Regions from separate parts of the Homo sapiens genome. Here all the other regions are linked to region 2. A link is an interaction called in ENCODE POLR2A ChIA-PET data of the cell type or tissue named here. Cell type or tissue: CD4-positive, alpha-beta T cell. All regions are shown on one strand. Region 1 overlaps MPP7 (MAGUK p55 scaffold protein 7). Region 2 has its middle 66 kb from the start of MPP7-DT. Region 3 has its middle 14 kb from the start of MPP7-DT.

Region 1 (4,000 bases), 120 kb after region 2:
AGCTACTCGGGAGGCTGAGGCAGGAGAATCACTTGAACCTGGGAGGCAGAGGTTGCAGTGAGCTGAGATAGCACCATTACACTCCAGCCTGGGTGACAGAAAAGATGAGTTCCTATCCCTTTTCTTTACATTTGTTTTTTCAAAGTATGTTTGCACTATGTTAGAGTGAGTGCATACATTTAGAGAACAACAGGGGAAAATGCTAGAAATTCAGTAACTTCTAGTTTCCATTTTATAACAAATGTATTTTTATTATTAGCTTCCTACTGGAATCCTACTCCCCACCATTATGTCATCATTTTCACATCCACGGTCTGTAGCGATTATGTCCATGTGGGGCCTCAGTAGTTTTCCCTTTAATTTTGTGCAGATTTCCTTACTGCATAAACTCAACTGCTCTCACTGAGGTCGTCATTAAGTCCTGTGTGTGTTTGGGCAGGCCGACTTGATTTACAGCCAGCACTCCACTGCGGGTGAGTAAGATGGCAAGTTTCTCCCTGTTTTTCCTCTCAGCCCTTCCTATCTAGAGTGCAGATAACATAATTACTCAGTTAAATATCATCTGCCCAGGTTTTCATTTTGAGATAAATCTATATTGTGGTTATCTGCATTATACTTAAAACTTACACCGAAGATAATTCTGTTGGATAGGTTTTAAGTAATTATCTTCAGTATTTCCTTTTCATTTATGATATGAGGCATAGCAAATCTTGGATTCCTTGATATTAAAATAGATAAGATCAAGCTGTGAACTCAGGATGAGTCAGTACTGTTTTAAGAGTTGGATTTGCCATGCTTTTGGCAAATTAGTACTTCAGAGCAGGAGCCCAGAGGTTTCAGGTAATCCCAGTCACCAAAATGTTTGTTACAATATAACATCATTACTTTTCACTTGGGAACCTTTTATTTTGTTGGGCCCTTTTCTTTCCTGTTTTCTTTTTATAGCCATTTATAATTCAGGGATTCAGGCAAAGAAATACAGCCCTTGGACCACAAGATAGTTATATTCAGCAAGATTTTCAGAACTTGTACAGCTATGATTTTTCTCAGTAATCTTGGCTAGTTTGTGAAATTAATGGCTTTAGAAATATTCTCAAATGGTTTAGAGGAGAGTAAAAAGAATCTTTTGAAACATTGTCCCATTTTGTTAATTCAAGGAGATTATAGTGCAATTGAATGTAATTCCCATAAGAATGGATATAGCAAAAGTATGTCTTTTTTTTTTTTTTTTTTTTTTTTTTTCTTTTTTGTGAGACAGACTCTCTCTCTGTATCCCAGGCTGGAGTGCAGTGGTGAAATCTCAGCTCACTGCAACCTGTGTCTCCCAGGTTCAAGTGATTCTCCTGCCTCAGCCTCCCTAGTAGCTGGGACTGCAGGTGCCCCCGACCATACCCGGCTAATTTTTGTATCTTTAGTAGAGACGAGGTTTTGCCATGTTGACCAGGCTGGTCTTGAACTCCTGAGCTCAAGTGATCCACCCGCCTTGGCCTCCGAAAATGCTGGGATTACAGGCATGAGCCACCGTGCCTGGCCAAAAGTATGTCTTTTTAATAATTGAGAAATGATGTCTTGAGCAGTCAAGTAGGAACAATTACTTGGTTGTCCTTGTGTAATGTGCAGAAATTAAGGAAGATGATTTTTCACGAATCTACATAGGACCTATCAACTATAAGGAAATATATTAGTAAACACTGTTTCTACATCCTGATGCTTGTAGGTTTCCTTGATGTTGAAATAGTGTTAGCACAGATTTGTTATTTTTCCTCTTTCTGATTAATCCAAACCTGGAGTGTGGCCCTGGTTCTCCGGCTGCAGAGAAGTCAGTCCATCTTTTGTAGGCTCCTTTTCTGTTTTACATTTGTCGGGCTCACTACTTGAGCTTACTCAGCAACCTTTAAAGCTCTAAATCCTCGTTAGTCTTAAACTCCCCAGCTCATATTTGGCCGGCAACTCTACTTGGCATTTCAGTAATTTCCCACTTGCCAGCTCATCTTTTACCAAGAATCAAAAACCATTCTGATCTTTAAAGAAATGCAGATGAGGCCGGGTATCGTGGCTCACGCCTGTAATCCCAGCACTTTGGGAAGCCGAGGAGGGTAGATCACGAGGTCAGGAGTTCGAGACCAGCCTGTCCAACATGGTGAAAACCCATCTCTACTAAAAATACAAAAATTAGTTGGGCATGGTGGTGCGTGCTCATAGTCCCAGCTGCTCGGGAGGCTGAGGAAGGAGAATCGCTTGAACCAGGGAGGCAGAAGTTGCAGTGAGCCAAGATAGTGCCACTGCATGCCAGCCTGGGTGACACAGTGGGACTCCGCCCCCCCCTCCCAAAAAAAAAGAAATGCAGATGAGAAAAGACCCTTTCTAGGACACAGAGAATAAACTTGCAGCTGTTAAGGAGTGGGAATTTCTGCCACACGTGGATGTCAGAAATGGAAGCTTTTATTATCAGGAGAAATATTTGCTGGTTGATGTTACTTAAATAGGTTCAAATTTCAAACAGTTCTAAGAGCCTGTTGAATGTCCGCTATGAAGAGTTGATTTTGCCAAGATGGAAAAAAAAATCTCATCTGGTTGCCTTTTAACGCCTCTGTATGATGTTAGATACAGGTGTACTTCTTGCCTTTTCACATATTGAAGAAAACAGTGAGAGTATCTAGAAAACGGGGGACCTAGATGGAGAGACTGAATGCATGAGGGTTAATGCCAGTTTCCTCATATTACAACCCAGGCTTGAGCAATATCTGATTTTTTAATGCTTCACAGAAAGCTAAATAAATGCCTATGTACTGTGGTGGTTCCATTCTTGTTCAGTACCATCTTGGCTTCCTTTCAGGTAAGGAAGAAATTGAGCAGTGATTGTAGCAGTGATTCCCCTGTGGGGGAATGCCCTACTATGGAATACTCTGAGTGTGTGACATGTCGCCGTTTACCCAAATCCTTGAAGTTAATGAGTAAAACGGCAGAATACAATCTAGACTCATAGATTCTGAATTTTGGAAGTGAAATTGATCTTAAGATAATGAAATCTACTATGTTTATAGTTTGATATTTTTTGTTATACCCCTGACATAGTACTTTGCTAATCACAGGAGTTTGATAAGCATTTGATAACTAAGCAATGTATAAGCTAAGTCACAAAATGAAAAGATTGATTTTGGCAGTAACCGATAATTTGAGGTCTGTTGTCTTGTCTCAAGTGTAGTCACTGCTGATTGTTAGCACCTTTCTGAAACTGCAAAAGAAAAACTAAAAATGGACCAGGAATTAGCGTAGGAAAGTATAGATTAGAAGACCCAAAGTGAAACAAATGGAAAAAGTTTTTTTTTGTTGTTGTTAAGTATACATATATTAGAGATGGGGGTCATTACTGTGTTGCTCAGGCTGGTCTTGAATTCCTGGGGTCAAGTAATCCTCCCACCTCAGCCTCCCAAGTATCTGGGACTACAGGTGTGTGCTATCCTGCCTGGCTAAATGGCAAAAGTGAATAAAGAGGTGCCAGGGAATAGAGGCCTCCTGTGTTGGTGTATTGAAGTCGGAATACCTGTGCCTGCATCAGTTCTGTGTTGATATTGTGAGTGAAGTGAAGTAGTAACTCTGCAATGAAGATACTTTCTTTAAAAACTTGAACACTTTTCTGTTATATTTTACAGTAGATTGATTGGCTCATTGTTGCATACTTGTATGATTATTTCTTAGGGTGTATTCCTACAAGCTATTGTTGGTTCAGAGGGTATAATCACAATTAGAATTTTTATTTTATTTTATTTTTTTAATTTTTTTTTGAGACAGGGCCTTGTTCTGTCACTTAGGCTGGAATGCAATGGTGCGATCTCGGCTCACTGTAACCTCCGCCTCCCGGGTTCAAGCAATTATCCTGCCTCAGCCTCCCGAGTAGCTGGGACTACAGGCATGTACCACACCTGGCTAATTTTTGTATTTTTAGTAGAGATGGGGTTTCACCATGTTGGCCAGGCTGGTCTCAAACTCCTGACCTCAA
Region 2 (4,000 bases):
CAGGCCAAGCACCATCTGCCAAGTAGTGCACCTGGTCATGCAGCGGCCTTTGCCTGGAGGAAGGAACACCATTTTCTAATTTGCCCAAAGGCACCAGATGGACTAGCAACAGTCCCAGAAGACTTAGCATGGTTCTGCCAAGGACTGAGGGTGTGAATTCAGGTTTGCTACCACTTATCATTTTGGATAGAAGCTACAATTAATTAGGTAATTCACTTCTTTGGCATTCAATTTCATTGCTTAAAAGGGAGACTTCAGGTGAAATGAACTCATTGTTACTAACTCCACTCCAGCCCTGCATGCCTTCTTGCTGTTCCTCAAGCACATACCTCCTACCCCAGGGCCTTTGCACTCACTGTTTCCACTACCCACCACCTGGCTTGCTTGCTTCCTTCCTTCATTCCTTCCTTCCTTCCCTCCTTCCCTCTTTCCTTTCTCTTTCTCTCTTTCTCCCTTCCTTCCATCCTCTCTTTCTCCCTCCCTCTCTCTTTCTCTTTCTTTCTTTGGGCCTTGGTTTGTTGCCCAGAAGGGAGTGCAGTGCTGTGGTCATAGTTCACTCCAGCCTCAAACTCCTTGGCTCAAGTGATCCTCCCACCTCAGCCTCCTGAGTAGCTGGGACTACAGGTGTGCACCACCATGTCTGGCTAATTTTTTTTTTTTTTTTTTTTTTGAGATGGAGTCTCACTCTGTCACCCAGGTTGGAGTGCAGTGGCACAATCTCGGCTCACTACAACTTCCGCCTCCCAGGTACAAGTAATGTTCCTGCCTCAGCCTCCCGAGTAGCTGGGACTACAGATGCGCACCACCACATCTGGCTAAATTTTGTATTTTTAGTAGAGACCTACTGACCTCGTGATCCACCTGCCTCAGCCTCCCAAAGTACTGGGATTACAGGTGTGAGCCACCGCGCCCAGCCCCTGTCTGGCTAATTTTTATTTTATTTTTTTAGAGATGGAGTCTTGCTATGTCGCCCAGGCTGGTCTCAAACTCCTGGCCTTACGTGATCCTCCCACTTTGGCCTCCCAAAGTGTTGGGATTACAGGCATGAGGGACTGGGCCCAGCCCTAATAAATATTTCTTGAAGGCATAGACTTTTCTTCTTATGTTAAAACTGACTTCCACAATAGGATGCTTCGGCGTTTCATGTTTTGTGTATGTGAGTGTAATTTTGCTCCCTGGTGGGGTGTAAATTTACTTTCTGAGGCATGGGGGTGAAGGTGACAGTGACTAGTATATTGCTTCAGGATGTGTTCTGGCCCCTTCTTATGGTGTCACCATCTTCTAGGATGTGGCCAGAGCACGGTGAGGTATGTAACAAAATGAAACCTTTTGCTTAAAATCAAATTGGCCAGCAGGGCGCGGTGGCTCACGCCTGTAATCCCAGCACTTTGGGAGGCCAAGGCAGGTGGATCACAAGGTCAGGAGATCGAGACCATCCTGGCCAACATGGTGAAACCGTCTCTACTAAAAATACAAAAAAATCAGCTGGGTGCGGTGGTGCACACCTGTAGTCCCAGTTACTCAGGAGGCTGAGGCAGGAGAATGGCTTGAACCCAGGAGGTGGAGGTTGCAGTGAGCTGAGATTGTGCCACTGCACTCCAGCCTGGTGACAGAGTGAGACTCCGTCTCAAAAAAAAAAAAAAAAAAAAATCGGTCAAAGTACAATATTTGCTTCCTACTCTGCTCATCTTCACCTGAAAAATCTACAGATTCTTCAGATTGCAAACCCATGCTTACCAAAGATAAATGCTTGCACTTTGCATGAATTTGAAAATGTATCTCTTATTTTTCATTCAAGACTCCAAGTTGGCCAGACAGGATGACTCATGCCTGTAATCCCAGCACTTTGGGAGGCCAAGGCAGGTGGATCACATGAGGTCAGGAGTTCAAGACCAGTCTGGCTAACATGGTGAAACCTCGTCTCTACCAAAAATACAAAAATTAGCTGGGTGTGGTGGTGCGTACCTGTAATCCCAGCTACTCAGGAGGCTGAGGCAGGAGAATTGCTTGAATCCAGGAGGCAGAGGTTGCAGTGAGCTGAGATTGTGCCACTGCACTCCAGCCTGGGCTAACGAGCGAGACTCCGTCTCAAAAAATAAAAATAAATAAAAATACAAAATAAAAATAAAGACTCCAACTCAATATTTGGGGAAAAAAAGCCACTTTTATCCCTGTCTTTGACCCCTTAATCATTTTTCCTTTGCTGGACCTAGTCCTGTCTCTCTGAACTCTCTGCTGCAATTTCCTGACACTGTGGCCCAGGTCTGGGGAGCTCTTTGGGTGGGGCTGAATGCCGAAGCTCACTCACCACTTCCCTTCTTTTCAAAAGAAGCGAAAGTCTTTCTAGTTCCTTCGGTTTGGGTACTTTCTTTAAGTATGTGCCTGAGTAGACAAGTCATCGTATTTCCTGATTCTGCTCACTGAAAGTAGTTTCTACTTGTGTGCAGGAATAGCTTCTAGCTCTGATGCTTAATTCTTTTGACTTAAATATCCCCATATGGTGGGAGGTCTAGAGAGGAATTTATACCACTGAGACTCTCACTATATATATTTTTTCTGTCAGTTACTCTTGTAAGCTGTGAGTCTTTAATGATTACCATATGCACAGGCCCATATGGTCTGAGCCTCCACTCAGCACGTGTTCCTTGATCATAATGTCACAGAGCAGTGTGGCTTTTCCTGTGAGCATTCTGTGCAACATAGCATGGTGACAGATACCTTATCCGGAGTCGCCATTTTATTTTTTCAACGTTTTCAGTGCGTCTTTGGAAACACTAGCCAGCCACTTGTAGACACGTCAAGTACAGATTCATATTTGAAATATCCTGGGTAAATATTTAAAGTATTTCTGTGCCAAGCAAAGTGGCTCATGCCAGTACTTTGGGAGGCTGAGGCGGGAGGATCAGTTGAGGCCACGAGTTTGAGACCAGTCTCGGCAACATAGTGAGACCCTGTCTCTACAAAAGTAAAAAAATTAGCCGGGCATGGTGCTGCACCTGTAGTCCCAGCTATTCGGGAACCTGAGAAGATGACTTGAGCCTGGGAATTGAAGGCTGCAGAGAGCCACGATTGCATCACTGCACTCCAGCCTTGGCGACAGAGAAAGAACTGTCTCAAAAAACAAAAAACAAACAAAGTCTCTCTGTAAGTTTGTCTGTCCATGATACGCAGGGAAATTCAGAGAGGAATTTGAATGTAACTTTTATCTCTGTAAAACAGTAGCATTCCTTCTTTCTGGCCATACTAAGGACCTGTTCCCTAAATGGCTGGAGCCCACGTTAGTTTGAATTGCTGCGTGTGAAGCAAAAATGCAATTTCATTATCCGAACAAAACAACTTGGCTTCATCGTGGGAAGCTCGTTAATTTCAAATGGAAAATAATCAACCCAGAAAAGGATGGGTGGGCTTTTTCTTCCTCTTTTTCCTGTAAACTAGAGGAAAATGGTTTTTGGCTGAAAGATAGCTTGGCAAGAAGCTTGACTCTTCAAAAGGAAGCCCCTGTAGAGAGCAGATAGGCTCTGACAGTGGGGGGCACAGGTCTGTGTCCATTTGTCACACGATTTTGAAACTGGCAGGGGTGCCCCTGCTGCTTATATCACAAGAGGGTTTCCACAAGGCACGTGTTCTCCAGTGAGGGTTCTCAGTAACTCATGAGCCATTTGCGACTCGGTACAAATTCCCAGGGGCCCAATCTCTCCTCTTTTGCCTGCTCCACCTAATTCTAGATTAATGTCATGGGTGGGTGAGAAGAAAAAGAAAATTATAAGACTTTCTATCTATTTTTATTTTTATTTTTTATGACACAGGGTCTTGCTCTGTCACCCAGGCTGGAGTGCAGTGGTGCAATTATGGCTTACTGCAGCCTCAACCTCCCAGGCTCCAGCTATCCTCCCACCTCAGCCTCCTGAGTAGCTGGAACCACAGGTGTGCACCACTACACCTGGTTAAGTTTTGTATTTTTTGTAGGGATGGGGTCTTGCTATGTTGCCCAGGCTGGTTT
Region 3 (4,000 bases), 51 kb after region 2:
GATTACAGATGTGAGTCACCATGCCAGCCTAAAATTCCCATCTAGGAAGATAAAATATTGATATGGTTTGGCTCTGTGTGCCCAATCAAATCTCATGTTGAAATGTAATCCCCAGTGTTGGTGGAGGAACCTGGTGGGAGGTGATTGGATCATGGGGTGGATTTTCCCCTTGCTGTTCTCATGACAGTGAGTGAGTTCTCATGAGAGCTGATTGTTTAAAAGTGTGTAGCACCTACCCCTTCACCCTCTTCCTCCTGCTCTGGCCATGTAAGACATGCCTGCTTCCCCTTCACCCTCTGCCATGATTGTAAGTTTTCTGAGGTCTCCTCAGCCATGCCTCCTGTATAGCCTGTAGAACTGTGAGCCAATTAAAACTCTTCGTTATATATTACTCAGTCTCAGGTATTTCTTTATAGCAGTGTAAGAACAGACTAATACAAACATTCAAATATGTTTCAAGGAAAAATATGTCTTTGACACAGATTTCTAAAGCATCATATTACATTTACAAATTGGTTCTTTCACAAATAGAAGTTATAAACTGCTTCTTGCATGTAACTTGTGAAGAGAAAACACACACTGCTTGTCTACAGATGGTGTATGAGATTTGAATTTGGCTTCACTTAAGCAAGGCAAGTAAAAAACCTTTCCATCATCCGACAACTAGAAGGGCAGGGCTATGTATCTAAGAGTACTTTCACAAGAATAATCCTATTGCTTTTCTTTTCTTTTATTTTTTGATATGGAGTGTCACTCTTGTCACCCAGGCTGGAGTGCAGTGGCATGATCTCAGCTCACTGCAACCTCCACCTCCCAGGTTCAAGTGATTCTCCTGCCTCAGCCTCCTGGGTAGCTGGGATGACAGGCACACGAAACCATGTCCAGCTAATTTTTATAGTTTTAGTAGAGATGGGTTTCACCACATTGGCCAGGCTGGTCTCAAACTCCTGACTTCAAGTAATCCACCTACCTTGGCCTCGCAAAGTGTTGGGATTACAGGAGTCAGCCACCATGCCTGACCCCTATTGCTTTTCAACAGAGAAGCTTGACTGTGCTGTGTTATGTTACACAGAGAAGGAAGAAGAACCAAGCCTCAGTGGAGACCTCATTATCTGTCAGCCACTGTGCTCAGTGCTTTGAAGTGTCGTCTCATTTAATGATCATAACATCCCTGTTCAATGGGTGTTATTATTTCCTCTGTTACGGTTGAGGAAATTGCAATTATAGATCAGTCCAAGAGTGGGATTCTTTATTTCAGTTCAAGGTAAACAAAATCATGATTTCCCATGGTAGTTGGAATGCCCGCTCTTTTGGGAGAAGTATATATAGTGAGGCATGAAAGTAAGTTTGAGGTTGCCAAGGCTCTAAATAGATGACACATGCTCATAATAGGCGATGGCACCCGGAACAACAGCATATGGTTGTGCAGCTTGTGTACTGCACAGGGTACTGCAGTCATGGCGTAAGCATCACACATTTGTATTTTTATTATGACACATTCCTGGCAGATGTCAGTGAAGTGTCTTGCTCTAATCGAAGCAGCATAGCATAAGAATTTTCCAACAAATGGAAGGAAAACATCTTGAGGAAGAGTGCCTTTTCCTAATTAGTGCCAAGGCAGCAACTGCTTGGACCAGGCATGGCGGCCACCCTGAAATCGTGACCTACCCCATGCCTCTCTTAGCTGGTCTGCATTTAACTCACTTTCCTGCCACTGTATCAATGTGGTGAAATTTGCAAGGTTACTATTACATGTGACTACTTTAGACTTTTCCTTTAATATGGTTTTATTTAAAAATAAAAGCAATTGTGGTTAGAAGTCAGGAGAGCTGACATGACTACTTGGGAGCTAAATCAATCTTTACCGAAAACAATTTTTTACCCTTTATTTTTAAATACAGGGTCTTGTTATGTCATCCAGCCTGGGATGCAATGGTATGGTCACAGCTCACTGCAGCCTCGAACTCTTGAGCTCAAGTAATCCTCCTGCCTCAGCCTCGCAAGTAGTTGAGGCTACAGGCATGCACCACCACACCCGGCTATTTATTTATTTATTTTTGGTAAAGATGGGCTCTCCCTATGTTGCCCAGGTTGGTCTTGGACTCCTGGTCTCTAGGGAACCTCCCATCCTGGCCTCCCAAAGTGCTGGGATTACAGGTGTGAGCCACTGTGTCCAGCCAAATAAACAACTTTTATATATCTTGATTTCTTAAAATTTTGTAAATTCTGGGATTAGCATAGAAGCTTTTCTAGCGTGTATAAATGGCAGATGCTAATGACAAGGATGCTCTTTGTTTTGGAATATCTGCCCTTAATTTTTAGGATATTGACTTCATCAGTGAAGCCTTTCCCTTGCATCACCTTCTTGGCACTTCAGAACTTTCTGGCTCACAGTTCTTCCCCCTTTTATGAAAATGATCACTTACATACATGCGTGGGTACAGCAGCAGGATTCTCCCACAGAACCCTGACCAGGACTCACAGATCCAGGCTCAGACTCCTCCCCAGGCTGAAGTAATGAGCTTTTCTCTTTGACAAATTTGAAATATGGAACAGAGAGACTCAAAGCCTGACAGAGGACAGAGCTGAGTCACGTTAAAGGCAGCGAGCGCCGTACAGGAAAGAGCTGCTGAAAACTTAACTTTTCCTACTCAAGTCTTGAGTGTTCAAATCTTCCACTGATTCCTTGAGATACACCAGTATCCTTCATATGCATGTCTACATACAACTCCATACGTATATATCATCTGTTTAAAATAGACTTTATTTTTTGGAGCAGTTTTAGATTTACAGAAAAATTGAGAAGATAGTACAGAGAGGTCCCATGTGCTCTGCTCCTAGTTCCCCTTACTATAAACATATTGCTGTGGTGCATTTGTTATAATTAATGAATCAGCGCTGGTGCATTGTTAGCAACTAAAGTCCATACATTATTCACATTTTCTCAGATAGTTTTTTTTTTTTTTTTTTTTTTTTTTTTTTTTTTTTTAAAGACAGAGTCTTACTCTGTTGCCCAGGCTGGAGTGCAGTGGCACGATCTCAGCTCACTGCAGGTTCTGCCTCCTGGGTTCAAGCGATTCTTCTGCCTCAACCTCCTGAGTAGCTGGGATTACAGGCGTGCCACCATGCCCGGCTAATTTTTGTAATTTTAGTAGATATGGGGTTTCACCACGTTGGCCAGGCTGGTCTCGAATGTCTGACCTCAAGTGATCTACCTGCCTCGTCCTCCCAAAGTCCTCGGATTACAGGCGTGAGCCACCATGTCCGGCCACATTTTCTCAGTTTTTATGTGATATCCTTTTACTGTTTCAGGATCCCATCCAGGGTACCACATTACATTTACTTGTCATGTCTCTTTAAACTATGGCAGTCTCTCAGCTATGTCCATCTCAGACTTTCCTTGTTTCTGATTACCTTGGCAATTTTGAGGAGTACTGGTCAAGCCTATTGTAAAATGCCCCTTGATTGGCATTTGTCTGATGTTTTTCTCATGACTGGGGATAGGGGTTTAGGGGAGGAAGGCCATGCACACAGGCAACATGACTTCTCATCACTGTTGATGTTGACCTTGATCAGCTGGTTGAGATAGTGCTGGTCAGGTTTTTCCACTGTAAAGTTACTCTCCCCGCCCCACCTTTCTGTGTTATACTCTTGGAAGGAGGTCACTATGGGCAGCCACACTTAAGGGATGGGGAGGTATTCTTCACCTCTCTGAGGATGGAGTATTTACATAAATGATTTAAAATTCTTCTGCATGGGTGATTTGTCTCTTCTCTCAGCAACATACATATTTTTAATTTATATTACCTTGAAACAGTTCCTGTAGCTTTCAACAACTAAAAGAAGCCCTTAAAAACCATCCAGTTCAGGAGACGCAAACTCAAATGTCTGCAGTGGCCAGGAGGGAAGTGGGAGGATGAGTGAGGCCAGTGGGCAGGGTGCGCCACAGACTGCAAAGCACATGCCAGCTCGAAAAGGGGGCACAACGCTCTGCTTCAGG

What was found. ChIA-PET counts read pairs that join two places held together with the same protein. Peaks named below come from ENCODE experiments on the same cell type or tissue, not always from the same donor. Only the 100,000 strongest peaks of a DNase experiment are listed, where the experiment ranks them.
Region 1: POLR2A ChIA-PET joins it to region 2 with 5 read pairs; 5 of 35 experiments call an interaction of 5 or more read pairs at or near these places.
Region 3: POLR2A ChIA-PET joins it to region 2 with 6 read pairs; 14 of 35 experiments call an interaction of 5 or more read pairs at or near these places.

Annotation. Positions count from the first base shown.
Region 1 is chr10:28,251,247-28,255,246 of GRCh38, reverse strand. All of the region lies in intron 1 of MPP7 (MAGUK p55 scaffold protein 7), which reads left to right. Among named protein-coding and RNA genes, the nearest start is that of MIR8086, 36 kb to the left of the region's middle. In CD4-positive, alpha-beta T cell, no CTCF peak of the experiment used is centred here; no DNase peak of the experiment used is centred here.
Region 2 is chr10:28,366,696-28,370,695 of GRCh38, reverse strand. No RefSeq gene overlaps it. Among named protein-coding and RNA genes, the nearest start is that of MPP7-DT, 66 kb to the right of the region's middle. In CD4-positive, alpha-beta T cell, no CTCF peak of the experiment used is centred here; DNase peaks (open chromatin) are centred at 2,335 and 2,675; H3K4me3 peaks cover 406 bases; H3K27ac peaks cover 2,668 bases.
Region 3 is chr10:28,315,425-28,319,424 of GRCh38, reverse strand. It overlaps a transcript of MPP7 not described here. Among named protein-coding and RNA genes, the nearest start is that of MPP7-DT, 14 kb to the right of the region's middle. In CD4-positive, alpha-beta T cell, no CTCF peak of the experiment used is centred here; no DNase peak of the experiment used is centred here.